Regions from separate parts of the Homo sapiens genome. Here region 2 is linked to region 1. The links are chromatin loops, found by intact Hi-C in ENCODE. Cell type or tissue: mammary epithelial cell. All regions are shown on one strand. Each heading gives the region's core, and the rest is flanking DNA. Links, peaks and the distances in the headings are about the cores only. Region 1 has its middle 240 kb from the start of MIR4319. Region 2 overlaps LINC01478 (long intergenic non-protein coding RNA 1478).

Region 1 (16,694 bases), core at 3,153-11,152:
CTCCCTCAGCTTTGCTCAGAACACCTCCATAGGAAATGTAAGTATTAAGGCACAATTATGTGCCTGGCCATGGTATGGAACTAGGTGAGAACTTGGAGCTTCCACTTGGTGCTGGACATAGGGACCTCTCTGTGTTGAGACTCTTTTCCCCAGCATGCGGGCCTCCTAATGGCATGGGGGCCCAGACCTTCCCCTAGCAGCACCAGCTTTCAGGCAGCATACAGGGCCAGGGATTAGTATCACCATTCATCCACTGAGGGATGATGGATGATATTCTCAAATCAGCAGGCCAAAGGTGGTTTAGGTATAATTTATACAAGTACAGGTTGCATGAACTTTAAGCCAGTGTGGGAAGGATGGGCTGGACTGTTATTTTATCAGTTACCTGACAGAGGATCTTTAATGACTTCATGCTGTAAGTTGCAAAACATTTTATTAGAGTCGACTCTAAATTATCTGGGGATAGAAGGAGCAGACAAAGCTGGACATCAGCATTTGTTGAAGCGAGCCGTATAATGAGGACCATTGGGGGTTAAACACAGTAGTAGGGAAAAGGTCATTGTTGTTGTGGTGCTTAAGAGCCCTTGATGGAAAAATAGATCGGGTAGATGCAATTCAAAGACACACCACTCAAGACTTCACTGCTTGCATTGAAGCTAAAATCCTGTCACTAGCAAACCAACCTAGTGGGTTTTAGAAATCTTTTCTGTTTTTCACATATTATAAACTTGAAGATTCTGTGGATCCTTCAGAGTACAAGGCCTTACAGAATGGTCCCTGGCTGGACCTATCCAGGAATCCATTCATTCTTTTATTCAACAAATATAGAGTGAGCATTTACCCTATGTGAATCCCTGTGATTTCAACAAAGGAATCTGTTGCTCTCCCCTTCCATGCTAGTGCAGGAGGACAGCAGCATGGAAAGAGGGAGGGGGATCCCAAAGAAAAGAGGAGAGTAATGATTCAGTCCACCAGTTCCAGCCTAGAGCTCTGCATTTAGCATAAGGCTCTCAATGTACTGTGAATCCAAAAGATGATTTGAAGAGGCCGGTGGAGATGGATAGGCCATGAAAATAGAGGAGCAAAGTGTGTTGTTTCATCTGTTTATGTGAGATAGTGGTCACTGAAAACAGAGTTGATCTTTACACTGAAATTTACAAGATAATTGTTCTAGTAGACCAGATGGTGATGAAATCAAGTTTTTGGCCTTTTCACGTAGTGTTCCATGTAGCCCCTGTAGCTCAGTCACTGGAGAACATACTTTCCTGAGGTTGGTGTAGTGGAAAGGCTGTAATCCTGAAAATCTGAAAGATCAGATTCTTGGCTCACCTTTCCCACCTCTCCTGGTTCCTTTTTCATTTGTGACATGAGGGTATTTGATTAAAGAAGCCCTAACAGTGACCCTCCAGAAATTTCAGTACACACACATACACATACACACACACGTACACACACACACACACAGAGATACTTGGCCTAAAAACGAGTACTGCCTAAAGGTATTCAGCGAGGTTAGCCTTACTGTGCAATAACTTGCAAATAACTTTATTACATTTCATCCAGTTTGAAAATTCTATGATTATATTTTTGTATGCCTTTCTCCTTTATAATTGAGCATCTATTGCAAATCTCTTATTATTTCCTAGGGTATATTACTTTCCCTGTGTATGTTCTAAGGAAACTACATTTTAAAGACAAAATAATCTGAGCAGTTGAGTGCCATACAAGGCTGGTAGGCAGGTACTAGTTTGGGGAGTTCTGCAACTCAGGCCTCTGGACAGGGGGTTACATACACCAAGAGCTAAGGATACCTACAGGGTGCTGACTTGATCCATTAACAGATCAGCAGTCTACAAACTAAATATCCCAAAAATCAGAACCTGTTGTCTTTCAATCCATTGTGGAAATAAGGGCCTTTATATGGACTCCAAGAGTATTCTGGTCCAGTGAGGCAATAATTCTCATCCTATCAGAGAATGTGTATTGCCCCAGTAGGACATGGAATGCCTGGGAATGTTCATCAGTATCCAAGTTTTCTGCATAGTAGATAATGTATTAACTATATCATTTACTCTGGTACCTAATAGTAAACAACATGCATTTAGGTACATTTTTTAACTACTAGAGCATATCTGTGTGCTCTAGAAAAAATGGTGAGGCTTTGCAAGCATTTTAAGTAGACAAGGGCAGGGTAGAAGTAAAATATCACACTTTAGTCAAAAATTCATGTGGCATTTTCTTATTTGAATGTTTATAGATTCTTGTTGGAGGAAAGGGAGAGATGGAGACATGAAGGAAAGAAGAGAAAGGTAGGAGGGAGAGAAGGAAGGAAGGGAAAAAGGGGGAAGAAAGGGAGAAAAGGAAGGAAAAGGGAGAGGGAGGGGAAAAGAAGGAAGGAAGGAAAGGGAGGGGGGAGGAAAAGAGAGAGAAAGAGAGAAAGAAAAAAGAGAAAGAGAAAGCGTAGGGGATGGAAGAGGGGAAGGAAAGTGAAGAAAAGGGGAGGGGAAAAATAAACCTAATAATGTGTGTGCATATGGGTGTGTGGCATGTGAGCAGTTGAAAATCTAAGGTTGGAATCAGAATCTAAAATGGAAATTTCAGTCATAATACTTAACTGGGTTGCTAACAACAGCTTGACCATCAGCCTTCAAACAATAAAGAGAATAATTTTTTGTTAAGAAGTTGACTCTGCCGAATGTAATGTGAAGAGAGTTAGAGATGGGTCATAGAGCAAACACACAGACATAGGGGAATCACGTTTCACGATAGAAATTAGTTTAGGGTGGTTAGAAATACTTCTAGTATTGCATTTTTTTTAAAAAAAAGCTAGAGATGCCCAGAATGTTTTCTTAATAATAACTAACATTTGCAGAGCCCCTTATAATTGACAAGGCTTTTACAGCAATTACCAAAGTTAATTCCCACAGTAACCCTATGAGTTTAAATATTAGACTTCCTATTTTACAGCTGATGGAACTGCTACTCAGGAAGTTAAGGGGATTTTCTCAAAATCACTCAGGAGTCAGCCATAAAACTGGGACCCAAAGCCAAACCTTTTCACTATGAATTGTCCTCTCAGCCTCTCTGCCTTCACATCCATTGAGGCTTCTGCAGTTACCTCTATATGACAAAGCTGTAACCACCTAGAGAACAGATATGCACTTCTCACAAGCCCATGGGCACCTAAAGCTACTTCTATAACCAACACAAAAATTTGGGCTTGGAGATCTAGAATTGCAATAAAATTGTTTAAAATACAGAACTAAAATATATATTTTTTTCTCAAATACAATTCTTTGAAGTATGCCTAACTTCTATAATAATAAAGCTTTGTCGTGATAAAGTTAAGAAATAAAACCATATGAGTTGCTGAGTCATCAACAGTGACCCTGCTTGCGGACGTTCATTTCTGAGAGACATAAGAGCTAACGACAAGCTTATGAGTTAACGCAGGTGGCCAACTATAGTGGTTACAACATCTCTGGGTCCACCTCTGCTTTCATAGGAACGTGCAATATGTTGAGAAACACACCTGCACATGTGGAAAGAAGGGAGAAGGAGAGACGTTAAAGGCAGGGGACTCAGGAATGTGTGTGCCCTGGCTAGGGATCAGAGTAAGCCTCGTTAGTTAAACTGAAGAGCCCGCCTTACAGAGCAGTGGAGTGAGAACCTAGAGAAAGAAAGAGACTGAAATGGCAGACTGAGAAGCTGGGTTTTATACTGAGAAGAGTGGGGTGTCATGATGGATGACAGAGTAGAAACAGGGCAGAGTGAGTGTACTTAGGGAAGACAAATCTAGTAGGAGCATGGAGAATCAATCAGATAGAAAAAGTTAGGGGTTTGGGAGACCTGTTGCAAAGATATGGTAGTATTATGGAATGAGGTAGCATGAACATAGAAATACCAGTAAAAAGAAATTATTATTATTTCTACTATCATTATTAATAAGGAACATTGTCAGAACTGGCTTTGAATCATTTTGAGATGTATGATCAAAAATGGATTTTGAGGAATGCTGGTGCCTCTGGAAATTAACAGGCATTTAAAAAAAAAAAAAACAACAACAACTGTGGCCGAGCACGGTGGCTCACGTCTGTAATCCCAGCACTTTGGGAGGCTGAGGCGGGCGGATCATGAGGTCAGTAGATCGAGACCACACTGGCCAACACGGTGAAACCCCATCTCTATTAAAAATACAAAAAAAAAAAAAAAAAAATCAGGTGGTGGCAGGCGCCTGTAGTCCTAGCTACTCGGGAGGCTGAGGCAGCAGAATGGCATGAACCCGGGAGGCGGAGCTTGCAGTGAGCCGAGATCACACCCCTCCTCTCCAGCCTGGGCAACAGAGTGAGACTCCGTCTCAAAACAAAACAACAACAACAACAACAACAACAACAACTGTGGTCAAAATGTATAGAAATTACAGGTAAAATCAGGTTTTAAAAATTTACAGCAGGATTTATGAGACTTTATTATGTAAAATATACATTTTTAATTTCTGAAAGGATGATAGAGAATGCTGCATTTTCTGAACATTTTAAAGTAACTAGAATCACCCCTTCCTTTTTCTTTTTTTTTTTAACAAGTAAAGAATCTTTTAGAATTTGTAGAAATGTCTTAAAGATTATTCTTGACTGGGAAATCAGAAACCTAGGTTTCAAGTTAGTTAGAATCTAATGTGTAACCTTGGACTGCTGTGGACCTTGATTTCTTCATTCATCTTGCTAACCTATTTTTCGAGATTAAGAAGATAAAAAGAGACTGCAGGGAAAGAATCGAGACAGCTATTTATTCAACAGCAAGTATAGCTGATGGACATGCTCTCTTATTGAGGCAATAATTAATTGGTCACAACCATGCCCAGTGCTCCTGATTCCACTTGATATAGTCCTCTAATATCTCAGGAAATTATCTACTGGAAACAAGGTCAAGCTTTAGAATTTTCCTCTAGTTTTACAACTTTATGCATACCATGTGATTATGTCAGTATGAATGCCCACAAATGGGATGGAGAAAGCCCGATAGCATCAGAAGTGTTCCTTCTCACCAATGCATGTCTTACCTCCTCAAATATCCATGTAGGCAACCCCTACTGTTGTCTCCAGATCATGGTCGCTCGAGCCCAGGGAAGGATGCTAGGCTTTTATGCCAAGATCTAGGGTCTGCAAGACAGAAACATCCAGGATAGAATGAGTATTTCATACCCATAGATTGAAGTTGGTATCACTTTCTGCACCTGATATTCTCCAACACTGTGTACAGATTGAAATGGAACTTTACTGAAAGAGATAACCCTCCAAAAGCAGTACTCCTTTAAATAAAACAAAGGTGGCCTGGCATGCTGGCTCATTCCTATAATCCCAGCACTTTGGGAGGACTGCCTGAAGCCAAGGGTTTGAGAGCAGCCTGGACAGCATAGTGAGACCCTGCCTCTATGAATATTTAAAACTTAGATGGGCATGGGGGTGTGCACCTGTAGTTCCAGCTATTCAGTAGGCTGAGGCAGGAGGATTGCTTGAACCCAGGAGTTCGAGGCTGCAGTGAGCGATGATTGCTCCACTGCACTCTAACCTAGGCAAGAGCGTAATGCTGTTTTGAAAGAAAGTAAAGCTGAGTATTGTCATATGCCTACTGTGTGCCAGGCACTGCCACAGGCATTTTGAATGTCATCTAAGTACAGCATCATGGACCACAAGATTGGTATTGGCCTCAGCTTGCCCTTGGTTTTGAGTTTTTGCTCTGCCATCTGCTAGTGTAACTTTAACCAAACCATTCAAATTTCTGAGCCTGGTTTTCTCATCTGTAATATGGTACCAATGTATAGGGTTGTATTGAGCATAACGTGATATAGAATATGGAATGTGTTGTTGTGCATTCTGTGATTCATTCATGTTAGGCTTTATTAACACTACTACTATTTTTTTCTCAGTACAACTTCAAATATTCTCTAACACAAATGAAAGAAACAAAGACTGAGGCCCAGAATGACAAAAATCTTAGGAAATTTGCTAAGTGAAATTTTATTACTAAAGGCAACAGGCAATGTTTTCCTATTTTCCCCTTTTCCCGAGTTGTGATCTCTCTTTTCAGATAATGTTCTTACGGATCTGAAGCACCAGAGAAAATGTCTCTATTTTGCTTTGACTTTTCTAGAAGGAGCTATTGTGATTTCCATCCAGTTTTGGAGTGCCAGAGTTCACCTTTATCATGCAGCCAAAAAGTCAATTTCTTGACAGCACAACCAACATATTTTCCCAGTGCCCAAAGTACAACTTGATGGAATGCTGTTTACCTTTCTCCCCCTTTTAAATCCCACAGTCTCAGCCGGGGGCTCAGTTCTTAGCACATTATTCTTTAGCCTATAGGAAAACTAACCAATCTTAGACCAAACAGAAAACTGCACAAAATTTAAGGTGAAAAATAGAATGATCTGCAGTGTGCAAGGCAGGTATTTCAAATTCCACATTGTTTCAGATGACTTCTTTAACTTTTAGGGAGAAGAAAAAAATTACAAATTAATTCAAATTAATTGTCATGTTGATCTCTCCACCATTCTACCCTCTTCTCTTCTTTCTTCTTACCTTCTTGCCTTCTCTTTCCTCCTTCTTACTCTCCTTCTCTTCTTTCTGCTCTCTCCCTCCTCTGCTTTTTTCTCCTTCTTTATAGCCATTGTAATCACTAGTGTTGACTTTTATTCAGCACTTACTCTTTGCCAGACACTGTGCTAAACACTCAATGTACACTACATTCTTTAGTCTGTCAAAACACAATGTACAGAACAATACATTTTCTGTACAAAAAGAAAATTAAAAGGCTGATGCCCAAAGGCTACAAAATCTCCAATGACAAAAACCATACCTGAGTGGGCTGAGTTAAGATGAGAGCCAACCATCTCAATAGAAAAGGCTTTTCCTACAACATAAATGGAACTTGTATTGTTACCTTAATGCTAATGTATTTTTAGGTAAATAGTGAATGGCTTCATTTAGGTATACATGTGGATTTGATATATCTACTTTAAAATTAGTTAATATTCTTTTAAATGACTCCCATTTTAATTGAATCATATATTGGAATTAATTCTTATATATTTTTCTGTGATAGGGTTATTTAATAATTATCCTGGGGTGAAGAGGGAAAAGTGGAATGCCATATTTATTCAACTTTTTATGTATATTTGTAGTCCAACATAGATCAAACTTTTGCATAGAAGGTATTTTCATTTCGTATAGTGCACATGTGAGTATATTTGTGCAAACATACCACAAACCATATTCCCTGGAGTTAATTTGCACATTGTAAGAAACTGTAGCAAGTCAATGTGGTATGAGGTATAACTGTATTATGGTTTTGAAGCTTAGCAGAACTGGATTTTAATCCAAGCCCTGTAATTCCTTAGCTATGTGACCTTGGACAAGTTCCTTAACCTATACAAAGTCCATCAAATTTCCTTTGGTGAAAATGGGGCAATAGTAGGCACCTCTTGCAGCTGTTGTGAAGGTTACATGAGAAAGCACATGAAAAGGTCTGGCATACAGTACGCGCAAGAGAAGCTAATCCCCCTCCTCCAACGTGATCCTTATTTATTGTAATAATGGCCCCTAATCTTTAGCTACACCTATATTGATCCCTTATCTATATAATCTAACGCACATGTGTATTATTATATTGTATGTGTGTGCACATGTGATACATGAGATACACTCACAACCGCATAGGTAATCATACTCCAAAGAACACACACGTATGCCACCCCAGGTGTACCCTTCAATGTAGGGTCAAACTTAAAGACGTATAAAACACCCACATACACTCACTTTAGTCCGTTGGTACTGTATTAGGACCTGGCCTATACAGAATTGTGAAAACTGATCCGATCCCTCTGTTGTGCCATGGTTAACAGTACCCACGTATGCCATAGATGTGTCCTGGCGCCATCTAGTGGGGGATCCAACTTTCTGCTCCATAGTGCCTCCTTAGGCTGGCTCCAGCCATTGCTCCAACTCACCATTTTGTAAGCTGCCTCCATCATCCTAAAAAACGACCATGCTGAAAGAGCTCCTCTGTATTTCTTGGCAGACCCTTTCCAGTTTTCATCCTGGGTGTTTCTGAACAGGAACATATCTCATTGAAGTATTTGCACCTCTACCTACAGACAAGGAAAAGGCTTGGAGCACCTCCATTCATTGTGCCAACAGGACCTGAATGACCGTGAGTTGCCCTGCATCATTTATAAGTCCATGTCTTCAGGATCTAGAAGGAAAACTCTGTATGCTGTAATTATATGGCTTTCTGAATTCACTAAATTTAGGAATATTTTATATATTTTTTTCAGGAGAAAATATATTCTTTCTTTCAATGAGAATATTGACCCACAAAAAGACACCACCAGTCAATTGTTTCAAAGAGATGAGATGGTACTGGTCATCCTTTAGCTATGAAGGAAGCCAAGCTGGTTATAGGGAATTGTTACTACTATACCTAGATTAACCCATGGTATTCAATTTTCATTTTTTTAACTAGTAGATTTTATATACCAAAAGCATTAATAATAGTGGAGAAAATGCAGGCCATTATGGCTCTGTCTATATAGCTAATTAGTTTTGTAAGTTCTTTATCCCATTCAAAACGTTAAAGGTGACTGAGTAACATGGAAGAGGATGAGGTGAGGAGTAAATGTACTGGTTTAAATCTTATTGATTGGTTAATTAGTCCACATAACTAGTACATGCTATTAAAAACCAGTCAAATCCTTATCAATGTTCCAATGAAGTGACCAGTCAAATTAATGATCCTGTTCAGGCTGCTTATGTCACAGTAAGGCATATACAATTTGGGGGAAAGTATCAACCCATGATTCTCGCTTTCCCATCATCTGCCCCAGATCTCTGCCAGGGCCCAGGGACGTTTGGACTGACCACTTTTATTATTGTTTCACAGTCGTCAGACCAATAATAGTGCTGAAGATGTTACCTATATGATCAATAGAAATGGCCGAGCTTTCTGCCTAAGCATTCCCCACCTGCCAGGATAAAAGGAAGGGTATAGGTAGGAAAAGGGTATGCAAGAGTGACAGAGATAGGTGAGATGAGGTTCATTGCTAGATAGATTTGGCCCAAACTTCTGCTGCTACGTTAATAAGCCAAATCTTATTGAAGAAGATAGGAATTCAGACAAGAAATAAGTAGATTGTTTTACTCTTTGTGTGTATGTAAATGAGAATTGTATAAATTTACTCAACCCGACTCATATCATGAGAACTTAACTCATTTGAAAGGCTTGGGTTTGTTTTGGCAACAGTTGAATGCTCAAGTTTGCCTTCCTCCTCCTCTGTTTAAGGGGCAAGTGACGTGCATTCTGTGTATCTTGAGGGAAATCAGAATCTCGGTCTCTGGGTTGGGGAGATAGAGAGGGAGGAAAGGAAAGCCCTGTGCTTTCATTATGCTTGAAGTTGCTTATTTGCAAAGAGGTTCTTCATCAGATGAATGTATCTATTATTCCACAATGGCCTCTCAGTTCTGCTGCCTTTGTTGTAATGTTACATTTTGTATCTAATATTTCTTGTTACTGCTTAGAAATCATTGTGACTACATTGGTCTTTATCGATAATTTTATGTAGCATAATCCATCACCATGTTAGATGTTGGGGCAGGGAAGAGGGTATTACTTTGTCTTTCACTTGGTACTCAGACAGCTCTCTCATATTGATTTCTTGGCTTGCATGTTTGTTAAATGATGATTTGCACTTTTCCAGTATTATGTTTATCCAGATTATGTTTCAGATGTGTCTATAACATGTCATCATTAACAACAAACATTTATTGAACACTTACGGTCTGTGGATCAGGCTCCAGACTAGGTACTGGGAATAATAAGAGAAAGGTAATGTGACCCCTACCCTGCAGGGTTTTAGTATCTATCGGACCATGTCTTTAAAAAAAAAAAAAAAAAAAAAGAAAAGAAATAAAAGAAAAAAAAGATACCTAATAGCTTATATCCAGTGAGTGCTACAGGCAGTAAGTACTCTTGGAGTTTAGAGAAGGGAGTGATTGGTGAGGACTGGATGGTCAGGGAAGGCTGTAGGAATGAGATGAAATTTGAAAGGCTTCTTAAAAGATGAGAAGACTCTCTTTATGGGTTACTGAATACAGTGAGTTTCTAAAAACCATTGTGCCAGGAAAAAAATGCCTGTATCTTTAAACTAAAATTGCCTTATACATTATTCATGAGTTTAAGATTAAGAATCAATATTCACCTGCTTTCCACAGGGCTTTGTGCTGAGTTCTATTGTTAATAGCCTTACACGCCTGTCTTACACACCAAGGAAAAGTCAGCCCTGTTAAGTTTGTCATTTAGATTTCTGTGGCCTAGTCAACTTTTAAGATTGTCTTTTGCTTTGTCTAAAATTTGCCCTAGTTTTTCCCTTATTGAAAGCCCTAGTCAGAAAAAAAAAGAAATGGATGTTCAATGACTTCTTAAGGTTAAATGAATTTTAAGAAAATAGGAAAGGGAAAAAAAATCATGACTTCCTTGTGAATGTTGCTTCATCACATCATAAGAAGTCAAGTCTGACTCTGGAGAGGATATTAGTCCCCCAAGGGAAATATCCATTTATGAGAAGTTCTAGGGGTTTTCTTCCATAGGAGAGAGATGCTCAAACATTTTTGAAGATTGAAAACTTCACTTATTACTTCTGTGGGACTTCACTGGTCTAGATAGATATTTGCCGCAGCTTATTGACAGAAAGCTTTGCAGGAAGACTGTCTGTGGTTACGATTATTAATATTCTAAGGACTAAGCCCTATGACTTTCCCAGTACCGGTTCTTTTTACAGAATTCTCTCTGTGATTTCTATAATGGTATTTTTTTTTGGTCTCTCTGTTTTGTAATTTATTTTGGCTTTGGTGGAATGAGAGGCAGGGAAGAAACGAAATCCATGTTTTCTTCTTTTTGTTTCTTCATACAGTGTACATTTAGGGACACCTATTGAGTACATAACATGAAACATTCCACAGATCTCCAGGAAACTCTAGCCTGCTTGTTGTGTCAAACATGTAAAAAGGAGTGAACATTCACACACTCTTGAGTTAATGGGTCAGAAAATAAAAGAATAAACTTTTTTTCCCTATAACTTCTATCCTCACTTCTACCAATAGTAGTGGGGTAGATTTAAGTATTCCAATCAAGGCCAATTCAATCTTCTTTATTTTAAAATAGTTTTTTAAGTGTGGTTTGGTCTAATTTGGGCAAATATTTAGTGAATTTCAAGTATAAATGCTCAATCAGGGCTATTTTCCCTTTCACAAGAAGCACCTCTGTGTCCCTTCCCAAGACGTCGATGTGTGCAGGGAAAGCTATGTCTTCTGGGACAAGGGGGTGCCTGTGGCCTGTCCTCCCTGCTGGCCAACAGAGTGAGGCTGGTCTAGTCTGATTCCTGAATACTTTGTGCTGGCATCTGCCTGCTATGGCTAATCTCATCTGTTTTCTGGGGGTGTTATGTTGGTGCTCACAGCTGAAGCCCATAGTCATTGAAATATATCGGTGTTGGAGAGGCCGTGTATTTTTTATTCTTCTCATCTAACCCAGTGTTACAGAATCTCAGCACTCCTCTGTCCCCCACCCCACTTTCTGCGGTATATGGGAACTCACAGTACCGCTGCATGCAATGCACACATCATGTGTACTCAGAGCTCTGAGAACCACCTATTTGAGACTTCCTGCCATCTTGGACATAGGGGGGCCGAGCAGCAGTCCTGGGTGTTCTGGAAGAACTCATTTTGTCTAGTCCGATGTTTCGGTCAACTTATTTCCCACCTTTGGCCAAGGCCCAAGAAGGTTAGGGCCTTTGATTCTCAGAGAATCAAACTATATTCTTATCCTGGGGACATCCACACAAAATCCTCCTCCTCCTTATCTGGAAAAGCACTCTCCTCTTCCTATCTGGTGAGAACTTCCCTTCTTGTCTATTCTCCACACTCTAAGTTAGGGTAATAGTCTAACATTGAGTTGCCAGGCTTGGCTTCTCATCTGGAAAGAGGAGATTTTGGAATTTCAAAAAGCCCTTCTCTCTTGACCAAGCTTGACTTTCATAACCTTTATGTCTCTGTAGATTCAAAACCCAATTTTCCTCCTTTCCTTGCACTTCTATTTTAATAATCCTTATCATCCCCAAAGCAACAGATTTCTCTAACCAAATATGGAGAACACATTAAACTATATAAATATAAATATTTATATATGTTTTTATATATAAGCCAAGTTATATATCTATTATATATAATATACATATATTACATAGATATGTATTACATGTATATATACATCATCATATATACATATGTATATATAATGTACATATATTACATATTCTATAATATGTAATATATATATGCCAAGTTACAACATCTACCAAAAAGAAGAACAAGTCTCCACATAGTTATGAGTGTGATTATAGTAGCCACAGTGGGTTAGAACAGTGAGGAATGGCTTTCTTTTAGGCAGGGGGTCTTGATCTGGGCCTAAAAGAAGGAAGAAATAGCATAGGTGAGAAGAAGAGGGAAAGGGTTCTCAATCAGATTTCATATCTTCCTCCCCCACATCCCTAGAGATCTGTATTTATAACTCATGCACATTTAGCACAGTCTTTGTTATCACCAAGTTACTCATAGACATGTTTTCTTGTAAGATTTATAAATTACCTGAGGATTGGGATAACAGCATTTTGTGTTTTATATTTCTGTCTGTAATATTTTCTGGCCCTGTGCTTACATATGGTTGGTCCTTCTATATATTCAAAAGTTAACATGCTTAAAAACTTAGGATGTTAAAATTATTTTTCTCTTAGCTTTCCATTTCAAAGCTGCTGTGTTGCTTTACCTCCTATATCACAGAAGAATATTTTCAAAAAGATATCCAGGGAGAGATTTGCCTTGAATGTTCTTCAAATACCAGTTATTCAGAGTCTCCTTTCTCTTCACCCTTCTGATCTGTGGGATTTCCATAAGGTGGTCACCTCCAGTTACTTGTTTTATTGTAGTAAAACATAAATAACATAAAATTTACCATTTTAACGATCTTTAAGTGTACAGTTCATGGGCATTAAGCACATTCACATTGTTGTACAGCCATTGCCCATCTACGTCCAGAACTTCATCCCCCCGAAGTGAAACTCTTTAATCATTAGATAATAACTCCTCACCCCTTCCTTAGCCCATGGCAACCACCATTATTTATGTCTCTATAAATTTGATTCTAAGTACCTTATATAAGTAGAATCACAAAATATTTGTTCTTTTGTTCTAGCTTATTTGGCTTAGCAAAACATCTTTAAATTTCATCCATATTGTAGCATATATCAGAATTTACTTCCTTTTCAAGGCTGAATAATATTCTATTGTATGCATAGGCCACATTTTGTTTCTCTCTCACCTCAAGTTGATGAAGAAGATAAAATGCTTGTTACTGTCCAATCGGCATCTATATGCATGCTAGTATTTTTGGTAACTTGATTCCCTTTATATTGTGAAATATGTGACTGTTTGACTTCAGAGCTTGAATACAGACCTTCCTAAAAATATATGCCATGTGGTACCCACCAGAAATAGCATTTCCTCTGAGGCAGTAAATAGTAATTCTGAGGTCAAGTCGAGTAATAGCTTGGACTTTTAAAAGAAAAACAAACTTTTTAAATTTTATGTCTTTAAGCTCTCTTTCTTCTGCAAGTCTTTGAAGTGGCTAGAGACATCAAACCACTAACTGGAGGAACACTAGTTCCTCGGACTGCTCATCCTAAAAAGATGCCCCGCACGAAAGCAGTATGGAAGGTCAAATCGATTTGTGAGTGTAGCTTTCAGTAGCACCCCTTGCAGGTCCTCTTGGTCCACATGCACTAAATCTCTGAGAAGTCTTGCTGCTTTAAAAAAAAAAAAAGCTTCATTGATTTTACTCAGCATTTTCCAAACACATCTGAATTCAGAATTAATTTTTAGTTGTTATTTTGGTAATACTTTGAAATATGCTGGATTAAAACAAGGTAAAATCTTTAAGAAGATAACAAAAGTCAGGGCATCTGAAAAACAAAAAATGTATAAGTGAGTCCTCTCAAAGCGCTGACCTCAGTGGATTGTGATCCATAGACAAATAAATTTGCCTCAATTTTCCCATCATTAGGACAAAGTCACTTAGATTCATAGTCAGATAATTCATATTATTCGTTTTAAAATCCTTTAGCTAAACTGAAGAATTTTTCTTGCCTGCATAAATAACATGGAAAAATCAATGTAGTAAACCCTTTTAATACTCTTGTCTGCATTTTTGTGAAAGGCATATAGCAATGTTATTTATATAAATTTGTTTAAATAAAATGCTGTGTAAATAAAATTTCTTCTACAGTCTTTTGCTGTATGGAGCAAGTAATAAGTGAAGGCAGTTAAGTCCTTTGTTAGAAGCATATTCACCACAAAGGAAACTGATTATTAACCATGGGGTCGGTCCTCAGGTGGTAGAATCTAGAGAGTAAGAGGAGGTGAAAGGCGAACGGTTATCAAAGCCATGAGTAAAATATTCAGTGGGGGCTATATGAGACTCATGGAGAAAGATGCATTTGCAAAATAGCAAAGAGAGCTAAAAGAAAAACAGTTCCTTGTTTTCGTGCCTCTGAAAACCTGAAATATCAGTTACAAAGGACTTTTCATAACTTAGTAAATTTCTTATTGTTTGTCTTTAACCTGCGTTTTTAAACTTTCCTAAGTAAATACCTTTAGTTTACTTTTAAACAAGCACCAGTGTTATTGAGGGACAGAGAGGCAGGAAAATACATGCAGAAACTATGTTTTAGGAAGGGGAGAATCCCTGCAATAGAATGAATGAGTGGGCAGTGATAGAAAAAGACTGCAGAGAAGGAAAAACAATCAACAAACAAAATCAAATGTAAATAGACCACGAAGTTATTTAAGGTTTAAGAAGTAGTCCACATGGCCGATACTTGCAGAGGGTTAAGACTTTGAATCTTAGCTCAATGATAGATTTTCTGTCGGAAGTTAAGGTGACCATGCTACTTTGTTTTCTGACAGACAGTAGGCATGCAGTAGCTATCTGGTAAATGAATGAGTGTCCACCTTAGACTTAGATCTGATATTGCTCTCTATCAGCTGAAGTCATTCCTAATAGAGCTAGGAAGTACCCATTCCTGATAGTAAGCAAGCAGCTGATTTGGAAGTTGGAAAAATGCCCCTGGAAGTGTCATCCCGTCCTGTTTAAACCAAATCACCTGGTCTTAGCCAAGTGACCACCTTCACTGGGTTTATCTTGCAGGAGAGTCTGTCTGAGGTAAACACCATCTAGAAGGAAATGCCAAGTGGTTTTTGCAATCAGTTATCAGGCCCTTACTACGCACAGACTAAAAGTCAGTTTTGTCATTACTTAGTCCTAGGTTTCTGGATTCTTTTAAGGGGAAAAGGTGTTTAGCAAACAAAAAATGTTGGGCAGCCACTAATTCATCAAACTGAGGCAGGGTTTTAAACTTGCCTGTCTTAAGCTTGACCTGTGTCCCTAAATGAGTCTACAGTGAACCTGTCTGTCTTTCTGTTGTCACAGGCATTGGGCCTTGGGACAGGGTAAGAAGCCATTTGGGATACAAGTCACCATTATATTTGCTGAAGGCATTTGACATCCTGCACTCGTGCCCTTTAATTGCAAGACTTAGAGACTGAACATGAACTAATTTGAACCAAAAAGGGAAATGTTAGGATATGTATTAATTTGCTAGAGCTGCCATAACAAAGTACCATAGACTAGGTGGCTTAAGCAACAGAAATTTATTTTCTTGTGGTTCTCGAGGCTGGAAGGCCAAAATTAAGATGTTGGCAAAATTGGTTTCTCCTGAGGCCTCTCTTTTTGGTTTACAGAGGGCTACCTCCTCACAATGTCCTCACACAGCCTTTTCTCTGTGTATGTACATTCCTGGTGTCTCTTTTCTGTGCCCAAACTTCTTCTTCTGTTAAGGACACCAGTCATATTGGATTAGGGACCATCACAAGAGTCTCATTTCAATTGAATCACCACTTTAAGAGCCCTATCTCCAACTACAGTCACATTCTGAGATTTTGGGGGTTCAGGCTTCAACATATGAATTTGTAAGATGAGGGCACAGTTCAGCCCATAACAGGGTCATTTAATCAAACCATCTAACTGCCAGGGGTACAGCTGGACTAGGAAAAAGAGAAATCACTCATGGTCAAGATTTTCTTCTTCTAAATGTTGTCTTTGCTCTTGTCTTTCAGTCTGCTCCATTGTTCTGGAATAGCTCATGGCTTCTAGCACCTCTAGCCTCACATCCTTATTGCATTATTAAAGATAAAAAGAAGTGCCCTCCTCCCAGTTTGTGTTTGAAAAATCCAGGGGAAAGCCTCTAATTGGCCTATCTTGCATCCTGTGGTCTCCTACGGGCCAGTGTGGCATGGGAGTGAGACACTTTGATTGGTCCAGAATCAGCCGGTGCTCACTACCAGATCAGTCACTGCAGCCGGGGAGGCAGGGTGTAATCAAAATAGCAGCCCTCATCTGGAACATATTTCAAGAATGAGTGGGATGGGAGGAGGAGGTGTTCTCCCAGAGAAGCTTACCACCAGAAAAAGTGTGACCCATACAGATACTCAATGTGTCATTTGGGAGTCAAAGACTGTCAAGTCAGCAGGAAA
Region 2 (16,694 bases), core at 4,153-12,152, 750 kb before region 1:
TGTGCCCTTACAAACCGCCCCCACTTCAAGGCTCTATTCCATTTAGCATCACCACCTCCCTTCTGCTTTCTGTTCCCACAGGGCTTTGCCCTCAAGATAAATGAAATAAATCCTCCAGCTGATGAGAACTTAATATGTTCTTCCTCCCCAAGGTATTTACAAAGGCAGCAGAGACTCTCGGAATCCCCAAAGCCTTCACGCTCCAAAGTAAGGCACGACAGATTTCAAGGAGGAGGAGATATTTTGGGGCAGAAGAGTTTTCCAGGACCCATCAAATCACTCCCTACAGACATCTGTCTGATAGATAATATATTCTTAAATGGGCTTTCTTTTGCTGTTTTATATCTTAAGAGAAAAGGGCAAAGTTGTGACTTTCTGTGATATCAGTACCAGGATTAGGACCCACTCTCCAATTGCCTTTGAAAAGAGAAAAAAGCAAAACGAAACCTTCCTCTGGCTTACTTTCAGAGCTCCAGTCAGATTGACTGTGCCAAGCAGACAGACCACCCACAAACTGCAATAAATAACAACCGTCTCTTCTGAGTCAGTTATCCACTGTATCACCCAAGGCAAGTGATTAAAAATTGCAATTTCTTTCACATAACAAGGGTGCTGTCAAACTGCAGCCCCTCACCATGGTTTTACAAGACTATGTGGAAAGCACAAAGTTCCATGTGCTGAGTTTTGTACTCCACAACTAGCCTGAGATTATCAAATCAATGCTGGAATAAAAGTTTGCAGGAATAATTTCCCTACACAGTCTTTTGTTGATCTACTGACATTGCCTAAGAGATTTAATTCACTCTTCTTCGTCCTTTTTTTTTTTAATTTATAAGACCTGTCATTGAAAGGCTCACCCAGTTTTTTGCTCCTCCTAATATGGATTTCTGACAAAACATGTCGCCATCCTGGTGTCATTTCCCAAATATTTTACCAATTAAAAAGCACCATCTCAGAAAACTATTCTCAAAACTCACCTCCTGCAAGACTCCTCTCCTACATTTTCACTTAGACCCTATCCTAATACCTTTGTCAATAAGGCTCCTTACTGGGTGTCTTTACTTGATCCTGCTTGCATGGCATCTTTACAAGGATATCTAATGAAGATATTGAACATAGTATTTCAAAAAGCCACTTACCTTCTCCTGAGTAAGCGGAGTCATGTGATTCCACTTCTATAAAGTTCTTGAACAAGTGAGAGGAGCCTCAAATGGGGAAAAAAGAGTCAAGGTAGTTGTGTGGATAGAATGAAGATGAACTGGGAAGGAGTGAGGAAACATTCTAAGGTGAAGGTCATGTTTCATGTTTTATAGGAGTTTAGGTTAAACAGATGTATGCAATTGTCAAAACTCAGTGAAAGTATACTTAAGATCTGTGCATTTCATTGTATGTAAAGTAAAAAAGGAAGAAAAAAGCAATCAATTGCTTTCTATCCCTTCAATGCTGTTGTTTCCTCGGCAATTCTGTCTCAGAAAAAATCCACTATTCACTTATTCACTCAGGGCCAAAATCTTAGAGTCATCTTTGACTTACCACTCCAGTTTATCAACAAATAATGTTGTCTATACCTTCAAAATATAATTGAATAAATTATGTTTTAAGTTTTGCATTACCAATATTCTAAGCCAAGCCACCATCAACTATTTCCCGAACCACTGCAAACCTCCTAATTGTTCTCTTGGCTTCCATTTTTGCCCTGATGCCCACCCACTCCTTTCAGCCCCATAGTCTAGTCTGTACACAAAAGCTATATTGAATCATATAAAGTCAGACCATAGGTCTCCCCTGTTCAATGGCTTCTCTGCACAGAATAAAATCAAAATATATTTTTCTTCATGGATGACAAGATGCTAAATTATCTGGTTCCTGCCAAATTCTCCAAATTCACCTTTAACTTCTTTCTCCTCTCTCATATCATTCTAACCATGCTGGCTGCCCTGATGCTCTGCCAAGCATATCCCTACCTCTCTGCCTATATTGCCCTTCCCCAGATAATAACACAGCCCACTCCCTTACTTCAATCAAGAATCTATTCTTATTTTACTTTCTAAGAGAGGTCTTTTTGACAACTCCCTCTAAGTTACTATCCCCATTATTCTTTATTCTTTACCCTATCTTATTTGTTTTCATAGCATTCATCATTCTCTGACCATGGATTACTTGCTTCTAATTATTTTCTGTACTTGGATACAATCTTCACAGAGTCAAAACCTTTATTTTTTCCACTGTAATATTTCTATTACAATTCCTAAAATCTGGAACACTACAGGTGGTCAAGAAATACCTCTTAAATCGATAAATTAAAAAATAAGTTATTCAGTAATGTTTTTTTAATTCTCTGTGGCAGACAGTAAAAGATGACCATCATCAATTTCTTCCCTCTCTTTATGTGTCTGCTCCTATTCACATCAAATGGAGTTCAATCTCCATCCATTTAAATTTATGCTGACCTTAGTGACTTGTATTGACCAATGGAATGTGGTAGAAGTGAAGTTTTGAGACTTTCATTAGAAGGTCATAAGAAGATTTGGAGTTTCCATCCAAATATCTTAGAAAAAATTCTTTGACTCTCCACTGGGAAGCTCGCCAAAATACTGAAGGCCAATTTGCCAAAAAAGGCCACATGTAAATTCTCCAGTTGGCAGACCAGTTGAGCTCCCAGCTGACAGCAAGAATCAACTGAGTAAGCCATATTGGGTGCACAGCTGAGTCAAACCTTCAGACAACTCCAGGTACAGCCACCATTTTATGACATTGCATGATGGATCCCAAGCAATAGCCTTTTAGCTGATTCTAGTCAACGCACAAAGTCATGAAAGATTAATTGTCTTAAGCTACTAAGTTTTGGGCAATAGATGTTGCAGCAATAGGTATCTAGATACACTTCAAATTATACTTTTCCTTCAACTCTATAAAACCTCCATGTTTTATAGTTGTTTTAGTGTACCTCAATCTATAAATTTCCTGACTCACTATTGTTCTTCAAGTATTCAGCTGATATCTATAAATGTAAACAACTTAATAGATCATGTACATTCTCTGTGCACCTTCCACAAATACCAATATTATAGTAGGACTTACAATATATGAATAAACTATACCTATTTTATATTCCTTATGCCTCAGGTGTGAGCAAGTTCATTGAATCACATGCCCAATTCCCCTACTTCAACTCTTCCACTTTATGTGCATCTTCTTTGCCTTTGATAAAACTGCAACCCCATCCTTCATCCTATTTGTATTTAAACTACATTCTTCAAAGACTCAGTCCAAGTCTTTAATAAATAACTATAAAATATTTTACCTTTGGTTTAGTAGCATCATCAATTTATCAATATTTATTTATTAAGTCTTAACTATTTATAGATAAATTTATAAGGCTTTGTACACAGAAGATGAATAAAGCTTGATTCTAAACTCAATGTCTTTTTAATCCAAGTGTGGGAAGAGAATAAAGCTCATAAAATGCACTTAGAATGCAAAACATTATGTAATGTCAAGATGATCAACACAGGGAAGACTGTGGAGGAGGCAGATTGACGGTGACGGGTACCTGCTGGCTTTGTGGGATGCCCCTTAGGCTGCAAAGGAACCCTTGGCGAAGCTCCCTCATGGGTTTCTAACATTATCAATTCAGTGCCTACATTGGAAATGAGAACTTGAGGACCTGGAATTTGCTTTTAAAAGCCACTTTTCTTGCCATCCACTCCATCCCTCTGGGCTGCTGTCTCTTGCCATAAATCTTAGCTCTGGGAACTCCAGGGCATCTGACTCACTGTGGAGTATCTCTTGGAAACCCAGGCTGGCTCCTACCTCAATTAAGCTTTTTTAGAGTGACTACTCCATACTTCTATTACAACGAGAAAAAAAAATCTCACTGTGAAGGCCTAACTCTTGCTATATACAGTCAGAAAACTTGGTCACAGTTAAGTGACTCCCCAAGCTACTTTGGGTGATCATAATCACATCACTTTTCTAATTCCCAACAGTCTGGTTTATAGGACTTCGTTATCCTATTGTGGACCTTTTGACGATAATTAAAACATGTCAGCAGCACCAAAATTCTAGTGAGTTTTTCCAAAACTGATAGGAAAGTTTATACAGAAGGGTAATTCCCAATTTCTTACATTTCTTCCCCACAACCCAGCTCCTTCAAAACAACTTGTAATATCTCTTTTCAAATATCCCTTCTAAACCATATTTAATAATTTTTAGCTGTAAATATGTGTTATTGTAGTATAATAAGAAATATGTATATGGTCTGTGCCCCAGTATCTGCCACCAAGCTCCTAAAACCTTTGTAATTTTCTGGGTGATGGGGTACCAAGTGCATCTTTTCTTCCGATACACTGTCTTTGATCCCAGTTTCTGACACAAAGTGTCTTATCCTTTGGAATTTCCTAGGTGATTTGGGGTGTCTTTTGTTCTGATGAAGAGACTGTTACTGGGCACCTGGATGGGAGTGGTCACCAAAAGGATCAAGCTATGATTAGAAGCTTAGAACATTCAGCTGCCTCATCCTCCAGAAAAAAATAGAGATGCTAGTGATTGAGTTAATAATTGATCATGCTTACATGATGAAGTATCCATAGAAATCCCTGAACACAAAAAATTCCTGAACATAAAAATCATGAAAGTGTGGAAAAGATTGAGGGTGGCATGCCCAAAGAGGGCACAGAAGCTTGCACTATCTCACTAGGTTCCTTGGTTCTCATGATCTTCATGTCCCATGTAAAATTCAGGAAGCATGGCTTGACCTCCCCACATTAATTCTTGTTTTTTATTGCCACTTTGGCTCCTCACATTAGTTTCAATCATCTCCACACTGCTTTCAGCTTCATGCCAGTTCTTTCTGGTGGACCCAAAACACAAGTATCTGGAGATGAAGGTGAAGAATCTTTCAGTGTCCCCTTCTGGCTCTGGCTATTGCTGGGGTCATGCCATACCACAAATTCTGCTGGTAGGTAGGTGAGGCAGGGACTTCAAGGCGATGGTATAGTCCTCCAGCTCAACTTTCTTATAGCCCAAAAACAGATGGGTAGACAGTACCTCATTGTTTTTGTGGCCCATCAATGAGTCCTGCATATCTTCCCTTTACCAGGGACATTAATTCATTTTCCTAGGTCCTGTAGTCAGGGACAACTTCATCTTGTTGAAGTTATTCTTGCCAATGATCTTGAGGAGCCAGTAGTTGCTAATATGGGTCTCCTCCTTAGCAGAGATGACTGAAAGGCCATTCAGCATGTTAGACTTACTGTTGGCTCTAGAGACAAGTTATCCCACGGACAGCTTAAAATTGGGAAAAGCTGGTAAGAAGCTAGGTCCATATTGCCTCAGAAGAAAACCAGATACAAAGTCTGTCTAATGAACTGATCACTACAGTGGTTTCAAAATACAATATTAGACAAAAAATGAGATAAACAAAACAAATACTAATGAATTCAATTTTTAAAAAATGAAAAAAAAAGAACTAGATAAAAAAAGGGAAAACAAAGTAGACAAAATAGAAGAAAAGCCAAGGAAGGAACAAGCTAATTTTGATCAAGTCCTTCAGGGCAACGAAAGTTACCTTCTAGAGCCAGAACAAAAACTTATGCCCAGCCAGGGACAAATAATATACGTGCTTGGAATTTCATAACAATTACAGTAAGAAATGGACCTATCATGCCTGAGACCAATTCACGCAGTGGTTTTCTCACTTTTTGGTCCTAAGAATTCTTTATTCTTTAAAGCAAAATAAGTGAATGCCAGATAACTTTTAGTTTATATGGATTATGGCAATTGATATTTGACCTACTAGAAATTAAAACCCATAGGATGATTTTTAAAATATTATCAATAAAAACTGGAAATGTGGTGTTTGTTCAGTGGAGAGGTGTGTCAGTTTGGGCTGAAAAAGTTTAAGAAAGTCTTTTGAAATAATTGGGCCACATGACAGGCCTTAAAGAATGGGTAAAATTTGATTAAGCAAAACAATTCAAAGGATATTTGAGGCAATGTTTCAAAAAGAGATAGATAGAGTGGTACATGTAAGATTTTGAAAGACATTTCTACTTCTTGAAGCATGGAGTAGGGCTGGAGTGTAATAGAAAATGGGGATGGAAAGGTGACTTGAACATTGATTATAGAGTAGTAATGTATTTCTCTCTCTAGAGTACGCTTATAAATTCCATTTGGCCAACTTTAGAGTCTGTATAAAATACTGGTTAAGTGCACCTATCCCAAAGCCAGGCTATGTAGGTTCAAACTCAAACTCTCTGACTTGGTAGCTATGTTACTTTGGGCATGTCACTTAACCTCTGTGTCTCAGCTCACTGTCTCTAAGAACAGGATAGCAGCAAGTGACCATGTAAGGTTGTTGTGGGATTTCATGTAATGTATGTATATAAATGCCCAGAACATTGTGAGTACTTGATCATTAATACTGTGCAGTTAAGGGAAAACCTGCAATGAAATAGCCATTTTGCCCTCTGCATCACACTCTTAAGTCTTCCTGAGTGTAGTGACAACTAAGACATTTTGTATTTTCTTCAAAAAATTTTCAGCATTGGTTTTGTTTATTGAGCCAATAATTTTGATAGCTAGACAATTCTACTCTACTTTTCATATTCATTACAATAGAATACCTTAGACAGTAGCCATTTATGTTTAATTTTTCCATGGATGTTTAATGCTAAAATTCAAAAAGGTTCATGGTACACTAGGTATCATTCTATGTGCTTTACATATGATCTTCACAACAACTTCACAAGCTGCAAGTTTTGATCCAGTAACTTAAGGCTATGCAAGTACAAAGAATGGTCGGTGTTATTCAAAAAATACCAGCAGCAGAGACAGCAGTGGTCTAAACTCAAAGACATTTGTTTTCTAGCACCTAGTTTTTAGACTGGAGTCAGAAGAACTGAGCGATTCAACATCTTAATTTTAGGGATAAGTAAACCAAGATTCATGAACTACCCAATATCACGCAAGTCGAATGCTCTTTCCATTTTCCTGCTTTGCTGTGGAATATATTTGAGGACTTATTTATGAAGATGATTTTATCTGGAATTTGGAAATAATAATACTTTACTGGGGTCAATGAAGCTTCCATTAAAAAGATTTGCCTCAAGGGATCCTAAAATCCTGCACAGCATCATGTCTCCTCTGTCTTCCTACTGGCTCCTTAATTTCCTTTCCTTCCCTCCCCTCCTCACATGTTTCCCATCTAAACTTCATCACCCCTTAACCAAAAGTCACTAGATTTTTAATATTTCCTTCTGAAAACTCACAGTCATATACATTTACTGGAAAATGATCTTTAAGAAAGATAATATGAACATATAATTTCTCAGGTATTTGGAAAACTCACGATAAAGATTACAATGCCTTGAAATTTGAGCTCTTTAGTTCAAAATCTCTTTCCAACTAATTTTAGAAAAGTGAGATTGTAGTCCTTAATGGGTGATTAGAATAACCCTTTAAATGCCTGTTTTTATTCTTCCTGACTTTTGTAAATATGCAACACTTCCTAAAGGAGTATCCAACAATTATCTTAGCAACTTTCCAAAAGTTGAACTGGGAAGCCTGGAAAGGGTCTGAGGAATTTATTCAGCCAACTCAGCCCCACCAAGATGTTCTTAGAGTCACTTTTACTAGATCATAGAGTCAACGACCTGACTGTGGAAGGCGCCACTCTTAGCTTGTGTGATCTTCAACTGAGAATGTAAGACAAAGCCTTGCGTGAGAGTAATTTATGAGGAATGAGGAAGAGAGGGAATCAAACATGAAAGAAGTGTAGTCAATAAAAGATTTGTTAAGCTGGCTACCACAGAACCACTCGCTCACTCTCAATTCTGCAAGAGCTTTGGAGTAGGCTCATGAATTGCATTCAGAATCATCTTCCAGAGGATGAAAGGGGACTTCCAGGTTGTGCATGCTGAGTCCCAGGCAGGGTCATGCAAGCAGATTCTAGTATAAGCACAGCTCCAGGGCAGAAACAGAGAGGGCTATAGCATGGCCCCAGGGAGGTACATCTGCAAGAAGCTGATCAAAGCCTGTGAGTACCTGTTTCAGAGGCCAAAGTCAGAACTGATTGAGACCAAGAGGATTTGAAGAGGAGCATAAAAGTAGTGTGATACAGGATCTTAGAGATAATCCAGCTAAACCTGATATTTTATGGGTAAGGAAACTGCAAGCCAAAGAGCAGATTCCATGATAATTAGGGATGGCAACAGAGCTAGAATGGTGCTAATTGCTCCTAAGCCAGTAGTATATGTTGTCTCTTTTCTCCCAATTGGAAAAACAATAATTTTCACAAGCTTGGGATGTGTCTTTTTGAAATTACATTTATTAAATGAAATTTACAATTCCTTCAGAGATGCAAAAGTTTGTTATGAGTCTGTCATGCACAGAAGCCACAATCTGCACTGTGGCACAAAGTGAAATGACGAGACCTCAGGCCCTTCTATGAAAATGACATCTAACAACTCAACATACAAGTTAAGGGTATGGGTTCTGGAGACAGACTGCCTGGACTCAATGTCTAGCTCTACTATTTACTACACTGGGACCTAGGTCAAGTTAGTTTGCATCTATATGTTTCAGATTTCTCCTCTGTAAAAGGCAAAGGGCAGATCTGAGGATTAAATGTTACATATGAAGTGTGTGAGACTATGAATAGAAAGATTTCACAAATAAAGTTATAAAGAACTCTAAGCAACTGGACTAGGCCAAGACTAAAATTTCAACTGTTGCCAAATGCCTGTAAGGTTACAACTAATCATCTTGTAACTGTGTAGATAACCCACAATATGATTCTTACATATATTTTCTGTCTTCCTTACATCACGCCCCTTGAAGCATTAACACTTGACTATGTTTTACTCTCCCATTTCTCTGATGTTTTCCTTCCTCTTTGACTTAGAACGCCCTCTGATTTTTCTTTCTGGTCATTTAAATCCTATTCATTTAAGTTTCCCCAAAGTGATTCATTTCTCACTAAATGACTACATCCCATGGGCTGGCCTAGAACAGGAACATAACAGATGCATGTGCACTGAATGAGCTGAGTGATGAATCACTCCTTGAGCATGGTACTGTTTCCTAGCTCTGGATAACCCTGGTTAGGCCAGTAGGGGAGCAGGAACAAACCATCCTTTCCACAAACATTCACTGATCTACAATCATAAGCATCGAGAGAGGCTCTGGGAAAATAGCAGTGAGCAAAGTAGATTTGCTCTCTGATCTTAGGGCATTTATAATAGACTAGTAGAGCAGACAATCAACACCTATAGTAAAATAAATCTAAGTTTACCATTGTGATAAGTTCAAAGAAGGAGAGAACACGGTGTTGTAATTGAAGAATACTGAGAACTGGAAGTAGATTTGACTTCTTCAGAAAAGTCAATGTATGTGAGAGCTGAACTATAACTGCAAGGTGACCAGATGTGTGTTCTGGGAGGAATCAGAAAGAGAGAATGGCTCAGGGAGAGGAACAGCATAATTAGAAGACCTTGTAAATTGAGAGAGTTTCTCCTGAGGATCAGCTACAAGAATCCCAGTAACATCGTGAGTGGGTGCACGAAATGCAAAGGAAATATGATATGCTGCGTAAGGCCTTGAAATTATTTGAACAGCAATTTCAAGAGCACTTTTGTAATACAATATATCCACCAAGTCCACTATTATGTGCAAAATATTAGTATTTCATTTCAGTGTGCTATGTTCATCCAAGGAAAGATCATGAATATTCGTTGAATTGGCATCATTTGGGTGGAGCACCTCCCAAAAGTTGGAGTATACCCCAAATCATAATAAGTATAGTTTTAAAGTATTAATCATTCCTGCTCATGAGAACTTCTTCAATTTATAAATTCATATATATATTAAGGTTTCTAGTTTCTACCTTAAGCATGAGTGTGTGCATATATATAGATAAATATAAAGAGAGAGAATATATAGAATGTATATATAAATATATATCTATTCATGTATATTCATGCTTGAGGTAGAAACTGGAAACTTTAGGATTTGAAGGGCATTTTATTTTTTTTAAAGTACATATGGAGATATCCTATTTAAGAACTCATTTAATAAAATTTTTACAGAAATCTGGCATACCCACTACAATTTTACAAACCAAGACTTACAGATGGGTACACATCTAGTTAATGACAAAAGTGGAGTGAAACCTAGAACTCAGGGCTCCTCAACCATCATTCATTCCACTGCCCAAGAAACCTGTGGAGCTTGCTGATTCCCGACAGCCTAAACGGCAGTCCAGAAATTTTGCAGTCACTTGACTGGAACCACCGGAGGAACCTCAGTTCTGAGCACCTAATTTCCTTTTCATATGTTTCCCAAGGCAACAAATCTCATCCGCATGCACAGACGTGTTAGCGTGAGCATGTGTGTGCATGCATGCAATCACACACATATACACACACACCAGAATAAGATATCTGTACAGCCAGCATACCCAAGGCTGCAGCCTAGATAAAGAGATAGTTTTATAAAAAATATCTTCACTAATGTGATCAAAACCTTTCTCTGCCTCCTAAGAAAGCATAACGGAATCCACATGAGTCAGTGACATGTAACAGGAATAACCTTGAATCCATTCTAATATATTTTAGGAGTAAATTACAAAACATGCAGCCCCTTATTACTGGCAAATTTTCTGTGGCACACTCATGACATGTCACAGCACACTAATCTGTCCTACAAGCTCAGTTGAGAACGTCTGTGTTAAAAACTGCTTCTCGCTTTTCCTTTTCCTCTCCTCCTCCTCCTCCTCAATTTCCTTGCTTTCTTTTCTCTCATGTGCCGCCTCTACATAAAATTCTATCATTTAGATTATGTCCTGATTATCATGGGAAAAATCAATAGAGCCAAGTGTTCACTTCTTAAATGCATACTTAAATGCCTAAAATGCTTACTTATTAGTGATGAACATACCTGTACCAGCTAGGACTGAGAGGGGCAAGCCACATGAAGCCTTGATAAAATGTGAACCTTCGCTGATCCAATAGAGCGTGCATATGCACACACACAGAAACTGACACCAGCTAAAAGAAACACTCATCTACCCAAATTTCTAGTGAGGGAGCCCGTTTGAGAAACCCTTTTCAAGCATTTCAAGCATTGACAAGGTGAGGCAGGGGGCAGGCAGTCAGGAGAAGGTTATTTTGAGGGTTGGTTTAATTTATGGGGTTTATTTGTATCCTGTAACGTTCAGCAGGAAACCTTGTAAATGATGTTTGCATGCACTAAACTGTGATAACTGAACTGATGAGTTAAAGACTTGACTGAACATTTAATGTTGCTTATTAAATAATTATGACGAGGTTTGATGAATGGCTCTGAATCCGTGAACTTCCAACTGAGATTTTCAGCATGAGTTTCATTAGACAGACATGGATGGAGCCTGCTGCAACCCAGCTGCAAATGAGCTTACAAAACATTTGAACTGGAAACCTTCAGATGTGAATAATTCAGCTGTCTTGGTCTATCTTTCTTGGTCCCTAAACAAGTATTTCATTTTCATTTGATGATGAAGTGGAGGCAAATTATCCTATGTCTATGGGGCTCTCTGAAGCATCATTGCAAGATATCTCCATATGCACTTAATGAAAAATTAATCTGTATTCTTTGTAAAAGGAAAAAAAAAACTATTCAACTTAAAAACAAAAGTCTTATTCTGAGATGTTAATTAGCTCCCTTCCAGAATACTCAAGTGATGTGTGCACAATACAGGTGAGAGATGAAAAACACTACAATTTATTGAAGCCTGTGAACTTGTTCAGTATCTGAGACAGATTCATTTGTTATAATGACATGTGTCATCCACTTTTGAAATATCTCCATGTACTGATATAAAGGCTCATTAGACCACCCAGCAATATAATTTCAAAAAAGAAAGTATTGCAAATTTAGGATTTTTGTCCTATATCTTAACTCCCTTATGTAGCTGTGTCTATTCTTGATAGAAGATTTGATTTAGCTATCTACTGACAATTCATATTTGTGTTTTCTTTGCTGATAGTTTTTTTATAAAGACAAGCTGAAAATCAACCCATCAATCAAAAAGAAAGTAGTCTGTAGTGGGGTGAAAGAGATCAGATTTGAGAGAGGTGGGCTCCATTGAGAGCGGCAGTGGAAGGTGGTGGCTAGGGGCATAGAATATAAAACCTCACTAATTGTACCTAAATCCCAATTCTACCTCCACTAGCTGTACGACAAAGTACAAGTCTGGCAGCAAAGGTGTCCCTGAGTTCTAGTTTTGCTTTTCAAGTGGCTAAAACTCCATCTGGAAAAATCATTAAAATTCGTTGGCCTTGGTTGCCTCATCTGTGAAATGAAGCTATTGAATCCTGTGCATGCACATATTAAAATTTATTTGATGATTTAGCAAGTAGTTGTCCAAATAAAGTCTTTGTAATTACATAAGGGTATTCAATTGGTCCATAAAAGTGTAATTTTTAATAAAATTAATTTAAAATCTTTTAATGCAAGATCTCAATGTGAAGTTTTGTTTATAATGTGCTGGGTGTTGTTAGTGGCTTAGAAATGTCAGTGGACCTTTTCCTGAATTTCTGTCTCCTAAAAAAATGAAAAAGTATCTAAATTAATTTTTACATTAATCAAAAACAGTTTGGAAGCATTTAATAAATGACAGAGAAGCACTGAAGATCATAACTGACAATGCCTCCAGACATGATGACCATGACGTGATTCTGATGTTGTTAAACCATTTTTCCCTGGTACCCCTCCTGATGCAGTTTTTTCTCTTGCATTTATTGCCACTGATCTTAGAAAAGAAAGAAAACAAAGAAGAGAAAAGGTGTCAGACAGTGAATAGGAATGTACCACACCTTTGTACATAAGTTTGATTTAGAGAATCTGAAGAAATAAACAGTAGATATGAATAACATTCAAATCGTGTCCTTGAAGTTATTATTTTATGCCCTTATTGAAATATTCTATCACCTTTTTTAAAATGTATTCTTGGTGACTATTTCAGTCAACTTAAATAAAGGACTTATATATAGATTCCATAAGTAAAATAATAAATTTAAAAATTGGGACACATACGTATTTCTAACCAGAGAGTAGTACAGCCTGTTTTCCACTCTGCCTTGAGGGAAGGCTGCTAACTCACTCCTTCCTCCACTGCACAGCAAGCCAGTAGTGTCGCCTTGTTTATTAGCCTGTTTTCTGCTGTCCTCTAACACCCATTCCTGTATTTCTTCCACTCTTTTTTAGTCTCTGGATTAGAGAGCAAATCCAGGAGCAATAATCTAGGAATTCAAATGTAACTGTTCTCACTATTCCATGAGCAAAGCTGTATTCTAGCAAGTCTTCCTAATCTACTTCTGCATTGCTCTTCATTGAAACATTATTCTCCCTAACACCCTGCCCAGATATTTTATTTTTCTATCCTTTTTGGTTTCCTGGCATTCAACTCTAAGATTAAATGCTGGCCTTCCCTGAAATAACCCCTAGCCTTCTTTACATCTCTGTTTCCCAAAAACTATCTCCCCAGTTACAAATTTATGGTCATCATGACCTGTTTTACGTTTTGGAATTGACCAGAAAACTTCATTTTAGTGGGAATGACTGATAAATAACTAAAGCAAGTAGATCTCTTTAAAAGAAAAGAAGGAGTGTGGAATGTTCAGTTAAACACTATCTGGAAGAACTGGTGAATTTTATAAACCATCTGAAAACTAGTTCTTTGTACTATTTAGAAAGCAATTAACAGATAATTAGAATAATTAAGAATTGAACATGACTTTTTGGGGGAAGTGTTAACTATTCAACACACTACAGTACACATATTTTATTTAAAAATTGTACTGAATTATTATAATTATTTTTAAAATTTTAATAATAATGTATAAAACATTATTCTGTTGTCACATAAATAACTACATAATAGCTTTGATTTTGCCTTTTGACTCATAAGGCTAATGAATGAATTTGCTGACCTCTCTTCTATACCTACCAAAGCCCCATCCATGCCTAAATATTGGTCCCAGGTATCCTTTTCTATTTTGTACTTATCAATCATTTTTATAAGTGTCTTGAATAATTCTTTGTTTTTAAAGAACAGTTCTGACAGGAATTTATCTATCACACTATTTAATTACATTTTATTTTTCATAAAAGGAAAGGGACGTACAGTAGAAATACCACAGAAAAAGCGGTGTCTACACATGCAAATTAGTTCAGAAGTTTGTTTAATGTGATCAAGCTACTAATCTGAATGGTATAATTGATATAACAGGTTGTTCTGAAACCCATGATAGTTTAAATTTAACAGGTTTCTCCCACCCCTACTATCCACTCCCCTCAAACAAAAACCACAAAAATAATAAATAAAATAAAGCAAGCGTGCCTTTTAGTACCAAATATAAAATGTATATTTTTGGGTCCCAAAATTGACTTTGATAAATGGTGTCTACTTTTTGTCTAATATCAAATCAAAAAGGGAGAATGAAAGTATCCAAAGTGGGTCAATATTGCATCAAAAGGGAACAAATTATGGAGTTGGCTTGGGCTAACATTACAGCAACAATAACAAAATTCTTGTTCAATGTTAATGTGTGACACCCACATCAACATAACAGCAAAAGGATCAAGAATGAGGCAGGGTAAGTCATGAGGTCACTGAGATTTCTTAAAGTCCTGAGTCAGACTTCAACTGCCTTTGTGGAAAGTAGAACAGTGATGCCTTTGAAGAAAGCAAGCCATCAATCTTGTAAAATACCAAGGCAATCATTAGTAAAAACAAGTCAAACATCCATCCTCTTCTCCCACATTCCGCTACCCCCAAATAAACTGAGCATATTGTATAAGAAAAAGTCACATACACCAAATAATTTCCCACGAAGTTTTTATCTGCAAGAAACATTGTCAGAAGTTGTTAGATGCAAAATGAGAAATGAAAATCATCAGTTAAAATAAATAAACCAAATGATGCCAGAATGTTGTTCCAAGAAAAATTGTGACATTTCAATTGCCACAAAAATTCTGACACACAATAGATAACAACAAGGAAGTTCCAAGTTTCATTTATATCCAAGATTCTGGGGCAAGTGCTTTTAGTCTTTTAGGCAGTCAATAAACAGATGGTTTCGCTAGCATTCAAATCCCATTTTTTCCCCATTTGCTCTATAAAACAAGACAATCAGACTAAGGGAATAGTCATTCCAGTTTTACATAGTTGTCGTGTGCATGATAATCTGATGTGTATTTTTCTTGAAGATGTTTTGGAAGGGGAGAGGGGTGGTGTGTTTCTTTTTCCAAACAAAACCGTAACATTTAAAATTGTACTGTATCTCACAAAATGCCCCCTATCAGCAGAGAGTCACCCCAGATGCTAGGTCAGCAAGGTGAATTAGGGACCACAGAATTGCTTTGACCACAACCATGGAAACAAAAGCTGCAGGACATGCCAAAATGCCTAACTCCAAGGCATGATCTCATAGTTTAATATGATGGGCAGGCAACATAAAACTTCAGTCATAGTTCACAAAGGGAAAATGTAATTTCTTTCTCCTTCAGTGGCAGTGATTTATAATATTTTGGCTTTGGATTTTCTTAGGTTCAGGCGTTTTTTTTTTTACTGACTCCAGTTTGTGGACAAGATCCAGACTGGCAAGAGCTGCAGAGCCTGGAGATGGTGGGAAGGCAGCCCAGAGATCAGAGATCAAGAACAAAGAAGACTGAGGTCTAACCAAAAAAGAAATAAACTTTTGTCTTCCATCCGAGTCCAACTCTTTCATTTGGGATAATACAGCTTCCAGAGTTCCTGGGAACTAGACAAACCTCATGTTCCTTCCTTTGCCACAAGTTGAGCTAGCAAGGGCTGAATAGCCCTACTATGTTGAGCCAAGAATTAGGATTGATTCTTTTCTTGCTTAGCATTTTAACTTAGAAATCAACCCTGTGTTAAACAACATAGCCACTTGCAGTCTGTCCACAAAATCATCACATTGAACTTACTTCCAGGCAATAAGGAGTTTTCCCTTCCAGTTATCCCAAAATGTCTTTTATCACACACAAAAAAAATGGCCATAGTCTAATTGGTGTAAAAGATGTATGAGTATGTATATGAATAAGTGTGGGGTCATTATATACGTGTAGACTGCATACGTATTTTCCTTCAGAGTAATTTAACACATTCATTTTAATAAAGTATGAACACAAGGAACATTCCAATAAACAGATGTTTTCTTACATATATTTTTATCTCACTTCATCTGTATATACATAGTGATATAAAGTCAATTTCTTTTTGTTAATAACCGCTGAATCATTAGAGGACAATTATAGTATCTTGCCATTCTGATTGAAAACATCTTTCCAAATAAAATGTGTTACAATAGCTATTACAAGAGTTAGGTTTTAGTTGAGATAATGTATACATCATTTAAAAATTTTAAGGATGGCCAGGCATGGTAGCTCATGCCTGTAATCTCAGCACTTTGGGGGACCAAAGAGGAGGGTGGATCACCTGAGGTCAGGAGTTCAAGACCAGCCTGGCCAACATGGTGAAACCCTGTCTCTACTGAAAATACAAAAATTAGCTGGGTGTGGTGGTGCACTCCTGTAATTCCAGCTACTTAGGAGGCTGAGGCAGGAGAATCACTTGAACCTGGGAGCCGAGATCATACCACTGCACCCTAGTCTGGAAGACAGAGTAAGAC

Evidence for each region. A loop is a pair of places that touch in the nucleus more often than their neighbours do. Peaks named below come from ENCODE experiments on the same cell type or tissue, not always from the same donor. Only the 100,000 strongest peaks of a DNase experiment are listed, where the experiment ranks them.
Region 2: a loop joins it to region 1, with 3 times the contacts of the local background. A loop is called at or near these places in 2 of 110 quality-filtered maps.

The regions. Positions count from the first base shown.
Region 1 is chr18:45,204,984-45,221,677 of GRCh38, forward strand. It overlaps a transcript of SLC14A2 not described here. Among named protein-coding and RNA genes, the nearest start is that of MIR4319, 240 kb to the left of the region's middle. RefSeq lists an enhancer at 8,027-8,076. In mammary epithelial cell, for the core only: a CTCF peak has its summit at 7,960 (motif pointing left); a DNase peak (open chromatin) is centred at 7,928.
Region 2 is chr18:44,449,938-44,466,631 of GRCh38, forward strand. All of the region lies in intron 2 of LINC01478 (long intergenic non-protein coding RNA 1478), which reads right to left. Among named protein-coding and RNA genes, the nearest start is that of LINC01478, 73 kb to the right of the region's middle. In mammary epithelial cell, for the core only: a CTCF peak has its summit at 9,122; a DNase peak (open chromatin) is centred at 9,044; H3K27ac peaks cover 522 bases.